Regions from separate parts of the Homo sapiens genome. Here region 1 is linked to region 2. A link is an interaction called in ENCODE POLR2A ChIA-PET data of the cell type or tissue named here. Cell type or tissue: Panc1. All regions are shown on one strand. Each heading gives the region's core, and the rest is flanking DNA. Links, peaks and the distances in the headings are about the cores only.

The links. ChIA-PET counts read pairs that join two places held together with the same protein. Peaks named below come from ENCODE experiments on the same cell type or tissue, not always from the same donor. Only the 100,000 strongest peaks of a DNase experiment are listed, where the experiment ranks them.
Region 1: POLR2A ChIA-PET joins it to region 2 with 12 read pairs; 6 of 35 experiments call an interaction of 5 or more read pairs at or near these places.

What each region holds. Positions count from the first base shown.
Region 1 is chr10:70,426,576-70,435,530 of GRCh38, reverse strand. It overlaps EIF4EBP2 (eukaryotic translation initiation factor 4E binding protein 2), which reads right to left. Exons shown (of 3, transcript NM_004096.5): 3 at 6,913-8,955. NODAL (nodal growth differentiation factor) reads left to right here. Exons shown (of 3, transcript NM_018055.5): 2 at 1-245; 3 at 2,443-3,595. The coding sequence ends at 2,595. Among named protein-coding and RNA genes, the nearest start is that of NODAL, 11 kb to the left of the region's middle. RefSeq lists an enhancer at 1-388. In Panc1, for the core only: no CTCF peak of the experiment used is centred there; no DNase peak of the experiment used is centred there.
Region 2 is chr10:70,371,209-70,380,579 of GRCh38, reverse strand. It overlaps LRRC20 (leucine rich repeat containing 20), which reads left to right. Exons shown (of 5, transcript NM_001278212.2): 2 at 3,984-4,128. The coding sequence starts at 4,047. Among named protein-coding and RNA genes, the nearest start is that of LRRC20, 6.7 kb to the left of the region's middle. In Panc1, for the core only: CTCF peaks have their summits at 610 and 811; a DNase peak (open chromatin) is centred at 2,339; H3K27ac peaks cover 2,316 bases.

The DNA.
Region 1 (8,955 bases), core at 2,645-7,644, 52 kb before region 2:
CCGAGAGCTCCTGGCGGGCCCAGGAGGGACAGCTGTCCTGGGAGTGGGGCAAGAGGCACCGTCGACATCACTTGCCAGACAGAAGTCAACTGTGTCGGAAGGTCAAGTTCCAGGTGGACTTCAACCTGATCGGATGGGGCTCCTGGATCATCTACCCCAAGCAGTACAACGCCTATCGCTGTGAGGGCGAGTGTCCTAATCCTGTTGGGGAGGAGTTTCATCCGACCAACCATGCATACATCCAGGTGGGATGCCAGGCGTGAGGGGGAGGGGAGGCAGTAAGCTGGCCTTGGGGGACAGGGCTCTAGCTTTGCTATTAAATGACTATGTTCCTGTATTCACAGTTACTCAAGCACCTCCAATGTACCAGGATCCTGTGCTAGGTACCAGGCATGTAGAGATGACCGAGTGTAACATCCTTATAGAGCCTGTATGGGGTCATGCGTCACTGGGTAGCCTTGAACACATTGTTTCCCTGGGACTTTATCCTTGTCTTTCATAAAATTAGGGGGTGGGGGTAGACCAGAGGGTCTCAGCACTTCCCTAGCCCTGACATTCTAGGAAAGGAAGAATCTGGACTTTGGGGACAGGCAGGCCTGCATTTGACTCCTCATTAGCTGTGTGATACTGTTTAGGTTGCTTATTCTCTCAAGCTTCAGTTTTTCCACCTGTAAGATGAGGAGGGCAATGCCATATTTCAGAGGGATGCTGTAGGGTTAATGAGATGACATGCACATGGCATGTAAAGCAGTTGGTAGGTAACAGGCATGTTTGGCTGCATTATGGGGCCACGGTTGGAATCACACTGTTCCAGCCACAGTATTTTGGTTGAGAATTGACTACCCATTCTACAGAAGTAGACAAGGCCAGCCAGGTGCGGTGGCACATGCCTGAAATCCCAACACTTTGGGAGGCTGAGGTGGGCGGATCACCTGAGGTCAGGAGTTTGAGACCAGCCTGACCAACATGGTGACACCCCGTCTCTACTAAAAATACAAAAATCAGCCGGGTGTTGTGGCACATGCCTGTAATCCCAGCTACTCGGGAGGCTGAGGCAGGAGAATCACTTGAACCCGGGAGGCAGAGATTGCAGTGAGCCGAGATCATGCCATTGCACTCCAGCCTGGGCAACAGGAGCGAAACTCCATCTCAAAAACAAGAAAAAGTAGACAAAGCCAGAGGCTGCCACTTGGTGCCACTAGTCAGCCTAAGGTCTAGGAGGTGGTGGAGGAAGAACAGAGCTGGTGAGTTAGGAAAGAGAAGAAGATGGAGAGAACAGAAAATATAACCTAATATGGTGGATCTGATGTTATAGGTGGCCCTGCCCTGCTGTCCAAGGTCATATGGGACCAAAATGTTTTCATTTTACTCCATGAAGTCTGGAATGAGAATTTCTTGGACTTGCAATATATCCTCCATGCCAAGCCTCAGGCGGGATTCAGGGTCTCTGGGGAGCATGAGCACATGGGCTGAGGTCATGCAAGGGAGTCCCTGGGGGTACTAGAGCTTCCGAGGATCTGTCCTGAGCCTCACCCAGGCCTGCTGATTTTCATCGCCCACCTGGAGCACCACAAAGACCCAGACAGTCCCAACTGCCAACTCTGACACTCTGATCTAAAAAGACGTTACTAGACCACAGGGACAGGCCCTGGTTCCAAAACGCCAAGGGATTGTTCCTTTCCTCCTATTGACTCTCTCTGTCCTTCTCTGGCTGACAGCAAATCCCATAAGAATTTCCACATGACTAACTATTCTGCTTCATATTTCTAGAACTAAACCAGGAATTTCTTGGAATATTTTAAAAATTGGTATTCACAGCCGGGCACGGTGGCTCACTCATGTAATTCCAGCATTTTGGGAGGCTGAGGTGGGTGGATCGCTTGAGCCCAGGAGGTCAAGACCAGCCTGGGCAACATGCCGAAACCCTATTTCTACAAAAAATACAAAAATTAGCCAGGCATGGTGGCATGTACCTGTAGTCCCAGCTACTCAGGAGGCTGAGGTGGGAGGATCACCTGAGCCCAGGAGGTTGAGGATGCAGTGAGCTGTGATCACACCACTGCACTCCAGCCTGGGCAACAGAGCAAGACCATCTCAAAAAAGAAAAAAAAAATGGTATTCCCTTTAGACTAGAATAATAGGAGAACATAAAAATTAGCTACCACTTAAAAAAAAAAATAGCTACTACTCTACCCAGATACATGTAATTTTTTGAATCTGTTTAAAGGCTGTTTTCACAAAACAAGCACAGAGCTAAAGGTAGTTTAGACATTAGAGTTCATGATATATTGGCAAGCTAATTCCTTTATGAAAATAATTTTCTGCTATTTTTGCACTCAGGAACTGACTTTAACTCCGTAACTTTTTTACTCTTTACCCAGAAATACTATTCTGACCTGCCCATCAGGATGTGAATTGACACACCCTTCCTTTCCTTTACAGAGTCTGCTGAAACGTTACCAGCCCCACCGAGTCCCTTCCACTTGTTGTGCCCCAGTGAAGACCAAGCCGCTGAGCATGCTGTATGTGGATAATGGCAGAGTGCTCCTAGATCACCATAAAGACATGATCGTGGAAGAATGTGGGTGCCTCTGATGACATCCTGGAGGGAGACTGGATTTGCCTGCACTCTGGAAGGCTGGGAAACTCCTGGAAGACATGATAACCATCTAATCCAGTAAGGAGAAACAGAGAGGGGCAAAGTTGCTCTGCCCACCAGAACTGAAGAGGAGGGGCTGCCCACTCTGTAAATGAAGGGCTCAGTGGAGTCTGGCCAAGCACAGAGGCTGCTGTCAGGAAGAGGGAGGAAGAAGCCTGTGCAGGGGGCTGGCTGGATGTTCTCTTTACTGAAAAGACAGTGGCAAGGAAAAGCACAAGTGCATGAGTTCTTTACTGGATTTTTTAAAAACCTGTGAACCCCCCGAAACTGTATGTGAAAGTTGAGACATATGTGCATGTATTTTGGAGGTGGGATGAAGTCACCTATAGCTTTCATGTATTCTCCAAAGTAGTCTGTGTGTGACCTGTCCCCCTCCCCAAAGATTAAGGATCACTGTATAGATTAAAAAGAGTCCGTCAATCTCATTGCCTCAGGCTGGGTTGGGGGAGCCCCACAGCTTTCTGGCTGGCCAGTGGCAATCTACTGGCCTTGTCCAGAGGCTCACTGGAGTGGTTCTCTGCTAATGAGCTGTACAACAATAAAGCCATTGTCTAGTTCTCCTGGGCCAGCTGGTGCCTGTGAAGGCAGAGGCAGGAACTCATCCAAGAGGACCGGCCATGTTGGGTTACAGAAGACATCCCTGCGTCAGTCTGCTTCGGCAGACACAGCCTGAGTTTGTTAAAGTTGGTGACAATCCACCTCAGTCTCTCAATGTGTGCTATTAATGAGGCCTCTGAGCTTCCTATCCAGCAGTGGTGAAGGCCTTGCCCTGGGTGGCAAGATACTTGCTCTATGGTCACAGCTCAGCCACTGGAAGCTGTGCGACCTCAGGTGAGCAATTCACTGTCCAGTCTCCACTTGTAAAAGGAACGCTGGTGAATCCTAATGCATTCATATTAAATGTCTGTTGTCAGGCTCAGAAGAGCCATGAGCTTTAAGCTGTAGACTGAATAGGAAGAGCTACCTTATCCCTACCTCCCTCTAAAGCTTATAAAGCTTGCTAAACCCAGTCCCTGCCACATGCCCTTAATCTAACCTTTATCGGCTCTTTTGTTACTCAGGGTTCTAAGACAGACTTAATTTCAGGTTCCACATGGGAAGCACAGCAAAAGGAGCCTGAGTGAGGCAGCTCTATCCCCAAAAACCCCTGACCACAGTTATCTTCCAGGTAAAAAGACCTCAAAGGCAGCAATTCTGGCTGGGTGCAGTGGCTCATGCCTGTAATCCCAGCACTTTGGGAGGCTGAGATGGGAAGATCACTTGAGTCCAGTAGTTCAAGACCAGCCTGGGCAACATAGTGAGAACCTGTCTCTGTTTAAATAAAACAAACAAAAGAAGCAATTCTGCTCTTAACAGCTTGATCTCATTGAGCATTGCCAAAGCAGGGGCACTTTTTTTGTAGTTTCATGGAGCAAAGGGGCCACTTTATTGGGAATGTGAGCCCACAGTATATCTACCCCATTCTGCTTTCCCAAGAAGCCTACCCACTTATGCTAAAGAAAATGATTCCAATCATTTGTGAACCCTGTTGAGCTCAGACGAACTCAACTGAGGCTTTGGTTGAGTCAACACCATAGTCATGGCCCAGAAAGGGGCTGGATTTGCTGGAGCCAGGCCTGGGCTTGAGAAACCTCAGTGCCTTGATTCCACAACAAAGCTGATCCAGCTGTTCACTGCCTGGACTAGAAATAGACTGCCCAGATCCAACAATTCAGAATCAACAGGATTCTGCATCTGCCCATATACAGAACAGCAGAGCAGGGACAACCTTGTGAGGTCAGCTTGTCTGATCCCCATTCCTAAGTGAGACCCCAGGGAGGCCTCAGGGCCTGACCACACAGCTAGGAGTGGCAGGGCCAAGAGCTGAGCTCTGGTCTCTTGAGCCCTACGGGCACTTACTGCTTAACAGCAACTAGAGGTTTGTGCTCACCTATCTTGGGATCCAAGCCTTAGCCTTTAGAACCAAACATTTGAACCCAATTACACTACTGAACTAGTTCTTAGAAGTGAACATCCCACCCCAGGACTTTCTTACATGGCTGGTGCCAGAGAGCGAAAGGTCAAGCTATTTGTAGCTACAGCTTGTGGGAGTGTTTACAGTCAGCTGTATTGACTCCAAGAACAAACCCTTGACGACAGGGCATTGCCTCATGTCAAATAAAAGTAGTGCACAAAGTAGTGAAACTCTGTGTTTTGCTGACCCCTGCTGAAAGCTCAGTGTTTGCTACGTCAGCAGCAGAGTCATTCTGTTGCCTGGACAGAGTCACTGGGGCAAAGCCTACCTACCCGAGCCTAGGGAATAGCTCCATGCTCTAGGCCATGTGCTTGCTGAAGGCTCTATAAGTCACTTTAAATACTACCTTGGAGAATTGTGTCCTGTCTGAACCTGGGATGTTTTCTGTTGTTTTGATACAGGATCTTGCTGTCAACCAGACTGGAGTGCAGTGGCACAATCATGGCTCACTGCAGTCTTGCCATCCTGGACTCAAGCAATCCTCCTACTTCAGCCTCCCAAGTAGCTGGGACTGCAAGCATGCACCATCATACCCAACTAATTTTTTAGATTGTTTTTTGTCAAGACAGGGTCTCGCCATGTTGCCAAGGCTGGTCTCCAACTTCTCGGCTCAAGCTCTTGTCCTGTGTTGGCCTCACAATGTGTTGAGATTACAGCTGTGAGCCACTGCACCTGGCCTGAACCTAGGGTTTTAAGAGCACTCAAGAGTTATTTTAACTTGCTCTCAAGAAGTGCCAAGTCAGTTGTGAGTGGTAAAAATTGGACACATTACACTCCTTGGCTGAGGAAGTGGGTGGGCCTGGCAGTAGGTAAGCCTGGAGAAATTAGAAACATTGTAAGAAACAGAAACACGGGATCCATAGAGATGTGGGGAGTGGCTGTGACCCTGGGATAGCACCCCTAACCTGGGGTTTATCTCCGTCTTTAAGTCTTCCTTTTCGGTCCGGCGCGGTGGCTCATGCCTGTAATCCCAGCACTTTGGGAGGCTGAGGCGGGCGGATCACGAGGTGTGGAGTTTGAGACCAGCCTGACCAACGTGGTGAAACCCCGTCTCTACTAAAAATATAAAAATTAGCCAGGCATGGTAGCACGTGCCTGTAATCCCAGCTACTCAGGAGGCTGAGGCAGGAGAATCACTTGAACCCAGGAAGCGGGGGTTACAGTGAGCCGAGGTCGCACCACTGCACTCCAGCCTGGGCAACAGAGCAAGATTCAGTCTCAAAAAAAAAAAAGTCTTCATTAGCAGTAAGATCCTTACCTATCCTAATTGCCTTTAGGGCAGAGTAAAGGATGTAGGAAAGCGCTTTTAAGGTTTTGGTCCCATCTTCCCTTAAAGAGATCCTTTAGTCCTTCTATAGGTTCCATGAGTAGGTGGTAGCTGCAGTGCTCAAACCTGTTCCATTCCTAAACTTACACACTTGGAGGGAAGAGGAGAGGGGGCTGAATAATCTCTGGGTGTCCATGTCAACCGGGCTGTGCTTGAGTCCCTTAAATACTGTTTCCTGAGCTGAGTATACTAGGCACTGGGCTCTTTATGACATCAACTGGGCCTGACAACCACCTAGAAAAGTTGTTTCTTAACCTTATTTTAGAGAAAACTGAGGCTTGTAGAATAAGAATTCTGCTGGGTAATTTGGCTACTAAGCAGCACAGCTGGAACTGAAGCTGCCTGACTCCAAAGCCTGTGCCCTAAACCCCTAGACAGTTCCGATGGGAAAGCTTCCTCCAGTCCAGTTTTATTCTGTGGACCTCTGTGCACGTGAAAGAATTCTCATTCTCAGGACTAATACATGAAACCCGCTGGATTAGTTAACAGCAGGGAATCTGACGCTCATGCAGCACAGCTTGGTTTGAGGTAACAGGCATGATGGGCATCTAACCAGTGCTCCCAGGGGCACAGGCAGCCCCTCTTCTGAGAAAGGAAAAGTTGTTTGGGCTTCCTCAGGGCTGGCACTTAAGAGAAGGACATGCTTGGGTGCCGTCAGCCCAGCATATACATGTTCACCTGCAAGCTCCTGAGCACAGGACCAGGGTCATGCTCCCTGAGAGTCCCACCATCTCCTTTGCATACACAGGTCCACATTGACAAAGTGCATGCTCCGCAAGTGTGGAGAACTGACAGATAAAGAGCCAACTGCCTCTTACCTCTGCCCATCTCCCCCACCAGCTGAAACTCCTGAAATGTGAAATAACCTTAGCAGGATTTCACCAGAAATTTTTAAAAAATTAAAACACCAAGTTGATACTCAAGATCTTTACTGATTTAACTATAACAGCAACCATTGATGAGAATTTAATTTTTTCCTTAATTTCCAAACATCTGCTGGTTTGGAAGAATAGTTAAAATACAAAAACAACTGATCATGGAATCACACAGGACTGCCTCAAGGACTGCGTGGTACCCTCTGCTATCCATCCACACACAGTGAAATGGATGGGAGGGATGAGGGAACAACACATCATGGGAGACAAAGGGAAGACCAAGGAAAGTGCTGGCAGTCTCCGCTTTTCCATTCAGAATGGATGGAACTGGGCCGTTAGTGGCACTAAGACAGGGCAGGGCTATTTTTTTTTTTAAATAAAATATTTTAAAGATGCATAAAATGGACACCTTAGCACGTGAGTGTCCTCTGGGCTCTTCAAGACACCTTCTTTAAGGTTTACCCCTGGAGTAGCAGAGGGTCTCCTCACCCAGGTGGAAAGAGATGGGCTCCATCTGCAGATGAAGGAAAGGCACTGGCGCACAGCACTCAGCAATGTAGATACAGGCACCAGGTAGGAGCAGGATGGCTTACCCAGCAACCTGCCTCTTAGCTCCCTGCTAGTGTTCTTCCCTCCTCCCCAGTTTCCAGTTAAAAGTACCCTTGGCCTGGGCTTTAAAAAAAAAAAAAAAAAAAAGATTAAGCTGGAGAGAAAGGGGATACACTTGGGCAAGAATGGATATTTTGTGCTAGATTCATGGAATTTTCTAAGTGTCCAGGAGTTTTGGTTTTAAGCACCGGCAAGAGCTCCCTTTGGAAATTTCAGTGTGGCCAAATGATTATCAAGCATTGCAGCATCTCTGCCAGCCTCCCACCCTTAGAAAGGTGGCAGAGTGAGAGTTTAAATACCCTTGGAAATGTGTTTCATCTCAGTAATATTTCCACTGGGTATCCATGACATACAGTATGGTCTGCCAGGGCTGCAGGCAGAGAGCCATAAGCAAAGAGAATCCACAGACCCGCTGAACAGGGACTCAAGCCTTCTCCTAAATCTAAGCTTTGCCAAAAGGTTATCAACTTCCAGGACCAGCCTAGAGAAATAAATTTAAATTCCAGAGAGTAGGCTAGGTGATGTAAGTGACTGACTGAAAAAACAAGTATCAATAACTCTTAAAGTTTTCAGTTAGAAATTTCTGTAAGTTAGCCTCAAGAAACTCCACTACTAAACTGGAAAACCATGACTAGGAACAGGAAGCGGCCCTGGGGTAGAAGCATTCTAAAGAATTGTGACCCAACTGCATCAATATCTGATTTCATCTTTTATTAAAAGCTGAGAGTTAAAGAACTGTAGGGATAACTAAGTCCACCTCAAAGTCCAGACAGAAACTGCCCTCCCAAAGAAACAATGTTTCTTTAAAACAAATACCACACCTTCCCAGATATTATGGGTAGGTAAGTGACTAGGTTTTGCAGATTAATCTATAGCTGCCCATGTGCATGTAGTCCAGAAAACATGCCAAGAAGGAAGAGCTCTGAACCAGACACAGAAAGGCAGTGTGGCTTCCTCGCTCAAGGGGAATGCAAAGGGCTAAGAGCCCTGGCTTCAAGCAGCTGTTATCCTAGATGAGGAAAATGCAAACAGATTCAATCTCTGGGATATTGCTGCCAACATGCTAAGCCCTTCACCAGTTGCCTTGATTCGAAGCAGTTCCTCTATGTATACTGGCTAAATGATGGACTCCGGCAGTGAAACCCACATACTCAGCAGGCTGCATTCTAATGAGAATGAAGGAATTTAACTAATGGTGTTTGAGCTGGAAAGGTAAGGTCTGAGAGTCCCAGTGAGCTGGAAACCCAAAAAAAGAGAAGACCAATCCACCTCAAAATAAGAAAGAAAAACAAAATTCATTTAAAGGTACTCTAAAGATGAGTTCTTTACTTCTGGAAGAAGAATCCTTTTCTTATAGCTCCCTCAACAGCAATACTTCTTATCCAAGTATACTCTCAAGCAAGCAGGGCTACAGATAAGAAAATGCTGGGAAGAGGCAGAGCATAAATCCAAACAAGAATTTGCATCTTTG
Region 2 (9,371 bases), core at 60-5,059:
GGCTGGGGTGCCCCAAGCGGCGATCTGGCCCATGTGGGCTGATGGTGTCTGTTTCTGCCTTTTGGAACACTCTGTGACTCTCCACTACCACCATCCCTGCAGATGGCATTGACCAGGTACCCTGAGGAGCTCAGGCCTGTCAGCTGGACTTCATGAAACAATTCTTCCTTGTGGAGAAAGGGGCAGTTTTAGGTGAAGGGAGGATGGCTTCCTAGCTAGTTAATAAGCGTGGTGATTTTAAGCAGCGGGAACCTTTTGGGGGTCCCGAGCACATTTTTGCTGTACTCAGAGCATCCTCCATCCTCTGGCATAGAAGGAAGGGGCCCTTCTTCCTACTGAATTGCCCTGACACCTAGACTTTACATGTTGTTTCTGTTCCTGTACCTGTGTACACTCTGACCCACACAATAGGACGTCTGAACTTGCCACCAGTGGTGAAATTTTTAATCTGACTAGTTTTCATCAGTGGTCTAAGGCAAGGGTCCTCAACCCCTGGGCTGTGGATGGCATAGGTCCGTGGCTTGTGAGGAACCCGGCTGCACAGCAGGAGGTGAGCACCAGTAAGCATTACCGCCTGAACTCTGCGTCCTGTCAGACCAGCGGCCGCATTAGATTCTCCTAGGAGCCTGAACCCTATTGCGAACTGCGAATGCGATGGATCTAGGTTGTGTGCTCCTTATGGAGAATCTAATGCCTGATGATGTGAGGTGGAATAGTTTCATTCCTCTCCCACTACAGTGGGAAAAATTGTCTTCCAGGAAACCGAAAAGGATGGGGACCGCTGGTCTAAGGCACCACCTCCCCATCTGGTGGTAGCTAGTAGAATTGCAGGCATAGTGCCTGATTGAAAATATTCAGCCCAGGTGATCCCACCAGGCCTACCCCCTACCCTGGGCAGCTTGGTGGCTTCCCTTCCTTTCCCTCTCTGCTGTGAGGCCAGGATTGCTTCAGTGCTGTTCTTCAGAAAGCTCTTCCTCATCAGAATCGCAAGTCGGAGCTGCTTCCTGCATTTCTTTCTCCCTCTTCCTTCTTATCCCTCATACCTAGGAGATGCTCAGTAAATGTTTATGATTATTGATGATGAATTGGAGATGGAGAAAGGAGGGAGCATGGAATGGTGGGAAGAGTCCTAGGCTTGGACTTAGGATACCTGGGTTTTTTGTTTTCATCTAGCTGATTTGCCTCCCCTCTTGGGTCCTCAGCTTTCCCATTCATAAAGTGGTTAGAACAAGTCACCAAGATGCTAGCAACATGGCTATGATTTAGGCTTAGGGGTACGGTCTTCGAGGCAGCATGGTGAAGTTGTTGGGTCCAGTTTGCCACAGTCCTTTCTATTCCCTTCTGCCCTGCACTGGCTCGCCTTATGCAGATTGGCCACCTGGCACTATTAGGCATTTGGTTTTTGACCCTTCTCAATTTAGACAGTGTCTTAGATTTGTTGTAAGAGTCTCTTGACCTGTATTCAGATTGGAAACACAAATGATGTCTGTTGATCTTCACCATTAGGGGATACTAACTAAGCACCTGTGTTCAGTGTGTGGAGAGAAGCACAGTATAGGTCTATTCCCTGGCCCCAAGCTGCCCACAGGTCAATGGGGGAGACAAGTGTTGGTTTGTTGATTTATTTATTTTTGAGACAGAGCTTTGCTCTTGTCACCCAGGCTGGAGTGCAATGGGACGATCTCGGCTCACTGCAACCTCCGCCTCCTGGGTTCAAGCGATTCTCCTGCCTCAGCCTCCTGAGTAGCTGGGATTACAGGCATGTGCGACCATGCCTGGCTAATTTTTTTTTTTTTTTTTTTTTTTGAGCGCGAGGTTCACTCTTTGTTGCCCAGGCTGGAGTGCAATGACACAATCTCGGCTCACTGCAACCTCTGCCTCCTGGGTTCAAGTGATTCTCCTGCCTCAGCTTCCCGAGGCGCCCGCCACCACGCCCAGCTAATTTTTGTATTTTTAGTAGAGATGGAGTTTTACCACGTTGGCCAGGCTGGTCTTGCATTCCTGACCTTAGGTGATCTGCCCACCTCGGCCTTCCAAAGTGCTGGGATTACAGGTGTGAGCCACCATGCCCGACCATTTTTTTTTTTTTTTGTATTTTTAGTAGAGACGGAGTTTTACCATGTTGGTCAGGCTGGTTTCCAACTCCCGACCTCAAGTGATCCACCCGCCTAGGCCTCCTAAAGTGCTGGGATTACAGGCATGAGTCACTGCGCCCGGCTGACAAGTGTATATTTAAAAGCTCATAAATAATCCAGGTGACTTGTGCTAAGTCATTAAGTGCTACTGAAACTCAGAGGAAGGAGAGAACACTGAGGCAATAAGAGGAGATTTCCTGGAGGTGGACAGATAGAAATTCCACTCATTCCTCAAAGATGAGTTCCCTCAGTGTTTTGTTCAGACTCACATGAGTATTAAACTGGGGTTATATGCTGCTGTTACATCCACATATGCACTGCTTTATCCTCTTAACTTTTATTGAGTATTTACGTGTCCTGGGCTCTGAGCTAGACAGGTGTATACATTTTGTGCTCTCAATCCTCATATTAACCTAGCAAGTTGGGTATTACTAGATCTCCTATTCACATGAAGAAGAAACAGGCTCAGAGGAGTTAAGAAACTCTCCCAAGGCCTCTCAGCCAATAAATGGGGGTGTTGAGCATTTGACCTGTCTCCAAAATCAGTGTTTTCCCACTGTTCTGTATGTGTGTGTCTCAAACCTTTAGTGTCAGCCTCTTTAGTGGAAATGCACACACATACTAAACTCACAGTAACTCCCTGAAGCAGATGGGTGGGCTTGGCCAGCCCTGGCTTGGCCTTGCCTGCCCTGCTTGTCCAGTTGACCACGTGGGAACTTTTTCTTGGTGACTGTTAGCTCTTAGCACTGTCCCCATGCCCCTTCTCTCTGCCCTTCGCCTTCTTCTGCCTTTGGCCCTTGGAGTGAGTTCACTGGAGCTTCTTGAGCTGTCTGTGAAGCTGGGACTGGGGTCTGGGGGCAAAGAAGGGGTGCTGACCTTGGACTTGAGCTCATTCCTCTCTCTATGGGGTGCTGCTATTTTTATAAAAAAGTGAGCACTGGCTATGGAGCTGGGCTGACCCTATTCTTGCCGCTTACTCACTTTGACCTTGGCCAGGTCACCTAGCCCCTCTCTGTGCTCATTTCCTTCTCTGTAATAAACAGGGAGTTGAGGGTGTTTGCAAGTCCTTATGTCTTAACACCTTATCATTTTGTTTTCCTCACCTTTCTTTCAGTCTCTTTTCCTCTAGTGATCCAATTTCTCTTCTCTCATTTCCATCTCCACCCCCCGGCCCCTGCCCGCTTTTCTTGCAGATAAACTCAGCATCAGGCTGATAATCAGGTCTGCAGGCTAGTACTGTAACCTCTCCTTCCTGTTGGCACATGGGAAAGGAATTCTTAGAGACCACCCACCGCCAGTCCGTGTGTTCTGATGGGATCACAGGGCTCTGATTTGCCTTCGTGTCCCCACTTCCTGCCATGCACAAGGCAGATATGGGTGGGGTGAACAGGGGAGCTGGGGAAATTGTCCTGGGCAGGGTGTGGACAGGGGACCAGCTTAGAGGCTGTGGGATGGAGGGACAGGTGTCTTTCTCCTGCAGTTGGCTGCGCCCTACCTCCTTCCCAATGCCCTGCCTATAGAGTGAATCACAGGCCAGCACACCCCTGAGTCCTCACACCTCCCTGGCTGCTGGCTCAGACCTGGTCCCCATGTCTGGTGAGGTCACACATGTTGATCCTCCCAGAAAACCAGTAGAACCCAGCTGCCAGACTGGCAGACCAGCTTGTGCAAAGGCCAAGCTGGATGTGGCCTGAGCTCTCGGCCCTGCAAGAGGAGGTGAGTGGCCTGGGGCCCTCCCTGCAGGCTTCCTGACAGCCTGGGTCCTGGGGGAGAAGGATGCTGGAGGGGGATGCCTGGGTGGGCCCCTGGCTGGCAGGCGGGCACTTCATGGCACTGCGTCTTCCCCAGGCTCAGGCCCTTTTGTGAGAAGCAGACCAGCCTGGGGGCTGGCGGCAGGACACCTGTGTCTGCATGCTGAAGAAGATGGGTGAGGCCGTGGCCAGAGTAGCAAGGAAGGTCAACGAGACGGTGGAGAGCGGCTCTGACACTCTGGGTGAGTGAGGGCAGGGCTTTTCCCAACTTCCCTGGAAGCAGTTGTGAGATCAGCTTAGAAATGAAACAGAGATGAAAGACACAAGCGTCAGTGTGCAACCTCATCCTGAGAATAAGTGTTTTGTGGAACTTTCATTGCAACAGTGTGTAATTTGTGTAAGACATTTCTTACTGTGGGTCCTGGTCAAAGAGGTTTGAAAACCACTGAGTGATGGCGCCTGCCTGCTTGTCCTTTGACTGCTGATGACTGAGTGTGTGTGCCCTTGGACCAGGTGAAAATACAGAGCTGGTCCTGGCCAAGTAGCATCTGTGTGCCAGGCCCCGTGCTGGGCGCCTCCTGAATGTTATCTTGTTGAATCTTCACAGGCTCCCTGGGGTGAATGAAGCCAGCTGGGCGTGGTTAGCCTCAGTCATCCCATGAAGAAAGGGGACGGCAAAATGGGTTTCTTTGAGGTTGCCCAGCTAGGAGACCCCTTTACACTCCACTATTTTTCTTGAATTGTGTCTTATATATTTTTTTGCTTTGAATTGGCCAGGGCATTTTATTCCATCAATTACCCCAAGACTCCTAAGCATTTAGGCAAACCATCCCATTTAATCGAATTCAGCAGATACTTATTGACTGTCCACCAAGTGCAAGGGGCAGCAGGGGATACAGTGCAGTTACCTGTGTGTCCTGTGTGTGCGTGCATGTGCCCGAGTGTGTTTGTGTGCATGTGTGCATGTGCATGTATGTCACCCATGGAATGCAGGCACCACTGTAGAGGCCTGGAGCACAGTCCTGCCTTGGGGATGATCTTGCAGATAGGCAGGCAGAATTGGAGTTAGGTACATGGAGAGGAATTTCACAGGCAGGTAGGGGTGTGTGTGTGTGTGTGTCTGTCTGTCTGTCTCACAAAGGAGCGCTTCCTTCCATGGTAGTTACTGCCTTAGCAAAGTCACAGAGACTGGAAAGGCAGTCAGAGGCAGAGAGGTGGTCCAGGAAGTGGAGAGACACTCAGCCTTCAGGATGAGCTTGATCACTGCCTCTTCCAGGAAGCCCTCCGCCTTCCCTCATCCACCCTTTGCTCCCTTTCTCCTCTGTAGCACCCCTTCAGCATCTGTAGAGCACAGGGACCCTGTGGTTGTTTGCTTCCCCCTGCCCTGCCCCAGAGCCCAGCGCAGTGTCAGGCACTTTGTAAACGTGTGGAAGTGTTTGCTGAGCTTAGCTAAGGCGAGAGGCATTTCCTCTATCAGCAGGCTCGCTGAAGATTGTCATTGGTGTTGGAGGGAAGCCTTTGGAAGGAGCCTTAAGCTAGTGAGCTGATGACTGTGAGCCCTCAGTGAAGGAATTCCGGAATCCTGTACTGGTCAGTAATATGGTTGTTTAAGGCTCTCTACCACTGAGACTGCGGTTCAGAGCTAGGCTTTGAGTCACATGGGCCTGGATTTGAATCTCTACTCTGCCACCCACTCACCTGGTACTGTAGCAGATTGCTTAACCTCTCAGAGCCTCAGTTTCTTCATCTATAAAATGGGAATGGTAATTGTGTCTACCTCATCAAGGTAGTTAAGAGTAATTGGAATGTCTGTAAGGTGTTTGGCACATAGGGAGCTCAATAAATGGCAGCTATTATTTTTAATTTTTGCTCATTCCCAAAAGCTGGTGGCGAGACCTAAGCCCTTCCCCTTGCAAATGCACTTTCTACAGGTGTCAGCCAGCCACGTCTGTGCTGGGTGTTCTTCTCACTGCCTTCCAATGGAGGGTTCAGTGCAAATCGACAGATGTCTGTGGTGAGTAACCTACCCCTGCTTCAAAATGTCACAGGGGGCTGGGCATGGTGGCTCATGCCTGTAATCTCAGCACTTTGGGAGGCCGAAGCAGGTGGATCGCTTGGGGCCAGGAGTTCAAGACCAGCCTGGCCAACATACTAAAACATACTAAAAATTCAAAAAATTAGCTGGTGTGGTGGTATACACATGTAATCCCAGCTACTTGGGAGGCTGAGGCAGGAGAATCGCCTGAACCCAGGAGATGGAGGTTGCAGTGAGTCAAGATCTCGCCACTGCACCTCCAGCTTGGGTGATGGAGCAAGGTTCCATCTCAAAAAAAAAAAAAAAAGGCTTCACAGGGGATAGGGACACAGCAGCTCCACTTCATTCAGATGTGGCAAGAGTGGAGAGGCCGCAGGGGAGGGAAAACAATTCTCACCGGGGCGTTGGGGAAGCTGCTTAGGGGATGGGTGCTGTTTGAGAGAGGATGTTTCAGGAGGCAGCGGTGAGGAGACAGGCACTCCAGGCAGTGGCAGGGGTGTGCCTGAGTTGGAGGAGAGGCCCTGCCCAGTTACCACAGCAGCACTGGGGCAGGTGGTGAGGGATGGTGCCTGGCAGGCGGAGAGCCTGGAAGGCTGTGTTGAGGAGCCCCTGAACTTCAACCTCTGTGGACTGGAGATTGCAAGGTCAAGTGGGCCAGTGGACAGGTGGGCATTTCTGTGAGCTGAAGAGTGGGCACCCTGCATCAGGTGAAGTGTGCAGGGCGGCTAGGGCAGGGCATGCTGCGACCAGCTCCCCTGCACTGCCTGGGAGCCATACCCACCAAGGAACCCAAGCAGTTCTCTGGCCACCCTGCCAGACCACTGCCATGCCTGGGATTGGAACCTTGATTTCTGACACCAGAGCCTGGGCCCTGTCTCCACCATGCAGCCCTGGGGTGGGGGCACATGTTTGGTGATTGCCAGGGTCATGACTGCTGTGAAGCTCTAGTCAAGTTGGGAGAGCCTTTAGCCATGGCGATCTTGCCTGAAGCTCAAGACTTTCATGTGGAGGGGACTGGGTCTTAAAGTTGTGGTTGAATAACAGGGATCCTTTGCATCTGTGCATTGGCCAGAGAAGAAGCAAAATTTCCAACCTGGCCATAGTAGGCACCTGTAATCCTGACCCTTAGGAAATGGAGCTGACCAGGCTTATACACTCTAAGGGGGCTGGGTCTAAGCAGTTAGCATGTATTGAGTACCTGCTGTATACTAGTTGCTTGGGGGCTCCCAGGAATGTGTGTAGTAGAGTCCTGGACCTGAGACCAGCCCACCACCTACAAGACAGTCTTCAGAGAACAGTGACACACAGGCTCCATGCTAAGGTGTGTCAGATGGAACACAGGTTGTCCTAATTCAGAGGTGGGAGATATTGCTGGGTATTGAAGTAGACCAGGAAGGCTTTCTGGAGGAGTGGTAATTGAATTGAATCATAAAGTAACTCTATATGGTTCTCATGTAAAATAGCTAACAATCTGAAGCATCCTAAACATCTAGCACCAGAAAATTGCTTAAATAAATTTGGTTACAGCTATACAATGCTTTTTTTTTTTGAGATGGAGTCATCTTGCTTGCCCAGGCTGGAGTGCCATGGCACAATCTTGGCTCACTGCAACCTCCCTCTCCTGGGTTCAAGTGATTTTCCTTCAGCCTCCCAAGTAGCTGGGATTACAGGTGTGTGCCACCATGCCTGGCTTATTTTTCTATTTTTTTTTTTTTTTTAGTAGAGATGGGGTTTTGCCATGTTGGCCAAGCTGGTCTCGAACACCTGGCCTCAAGCGATCTACCTGCCTCAGCCTCCTAAAGTGCTGGGATTATAGGCATGAGCCACCACACCCGGCCTATATAATGCTATTTATGTAGCATCAACAATGGAGCGTAATATTTCATTGTATGATTAAATAAAGACTGGCACATTCTCGGCCGGGCGCAGTGGCTCACACCTTTAATCCCAGCACTTTGGGTGGCCGAGGCGGGCGGATCACAAGGTCAGGAGATCGAAACCATCCTGGCTAACATGGTGAAACCCCATCTCTACTAAAAATACAAAAAAATTAGCCGGGCGTGGTGGCGGGCACCTGTAGTCCCAGCTACTCGGGAGGCTGAGGCAGGAGAATGGTGTGAACCTGGGAGGTGGAGCCTGCAGTGAGCTGAGATTGCGCCACTGGACTCCAGCCTGGGTGACAGAGTGAGACTCCATCTCAAAAAAAAAAAAAACGAAAAGAAGGATTGGCACATTCTCATATATAACGTGAACTGGAAAACATCAAGAATGCCAAACTGTATGTAGGGTAAGGTACGAATTATGTTAAACCTGTGCATATATGTAGGAAAGAAAATGGAAGGAAATAACCAATATGGAAATGGGAGTTAGAAAATACTATTTTGCATTTTCTAAATGTTCTATAATGAACGTATTACTCTTAAAATTAGGGAACAGATTTTAGGGAAAGGACCACCTGCCACTGTGGAAATAAAACACACATCTTGACAACAGATGAGAGTTCAGGGGTAGCTCATTCTCAAAGCCGAGGCCCCTGGGAGGAGACATAGGCTTCCCTGGCTTTTCCCGTCCTGCTGGGTTCCCTCCCGGGGTGGTGCTCCAGAGCCACAGGTGCTGCTGCAGAGTGGGAGATCCCCTGTAGAGACTGGGCTGGAAGAGCTCAGTTACAGGCTTGCTCTCACCTTACTCAGCCAAGTAACCCTGGTAAGCACTTCACATGCTCCCCCAGTGCTCCTGGGGCACCCCTGGCTAGAGCTGGAGCCAGGCCTGCTTCCTCCTGTAACTCGAGGCGAGGATCCCAGCCTTTCTCACTCCACTCCAGGCTTCTCCATCCCCAGAGACGTGGGCTCCTTTCCATTTGGCCCCTGGGAGGCCCTCAGCTTGAGTTGAAGCTGCTTTCCTCCCAGTCTCTCACCCCTCCTCAGCATCATCTTCTCGATGTTTCTAAGGAGCATGCAGAGTTGCAAACTGCCCCTTAGGTAGTCTGCTTCCCCTGAGCCAGGCTCTCTTTCCCTGCCCCTTTTCCATCTGGGTTTCCGTGGGTCCTGGACCGCTGAGGGGCCTTAGTCTGACCCCACCCTTCCCTCCAGCCTGTGGTTGTGGGGCCAGGCTTCCCTGCACCCCGCTCCTCTCCGGGTCTTAGGCTCCTGGCTCTGCAGTGTGCATGGGGACTGGCTTTTAAAGAATAATCGTGACACAGAGGAGCAGGATTTGAAAAGGCCTGAGGCCCGAGACTCTACTACACACATCCCTGGGAGCCCCCAGGCACCTAGTACACAGCAGGTACTCAATACATGTTAACTGCTTATATTTTTGGTAGAGACCCTGTCTCTACCAAAAATAAAATTTAAAAAATTAGCCAGGTGCAGTGGCACACACCTGTAGTGTCAGCTACTTTGGGAGGTTGAGGCGAGAGGATTGCATGAGTCCTGGAGGTTGAGGCTGCGGTGA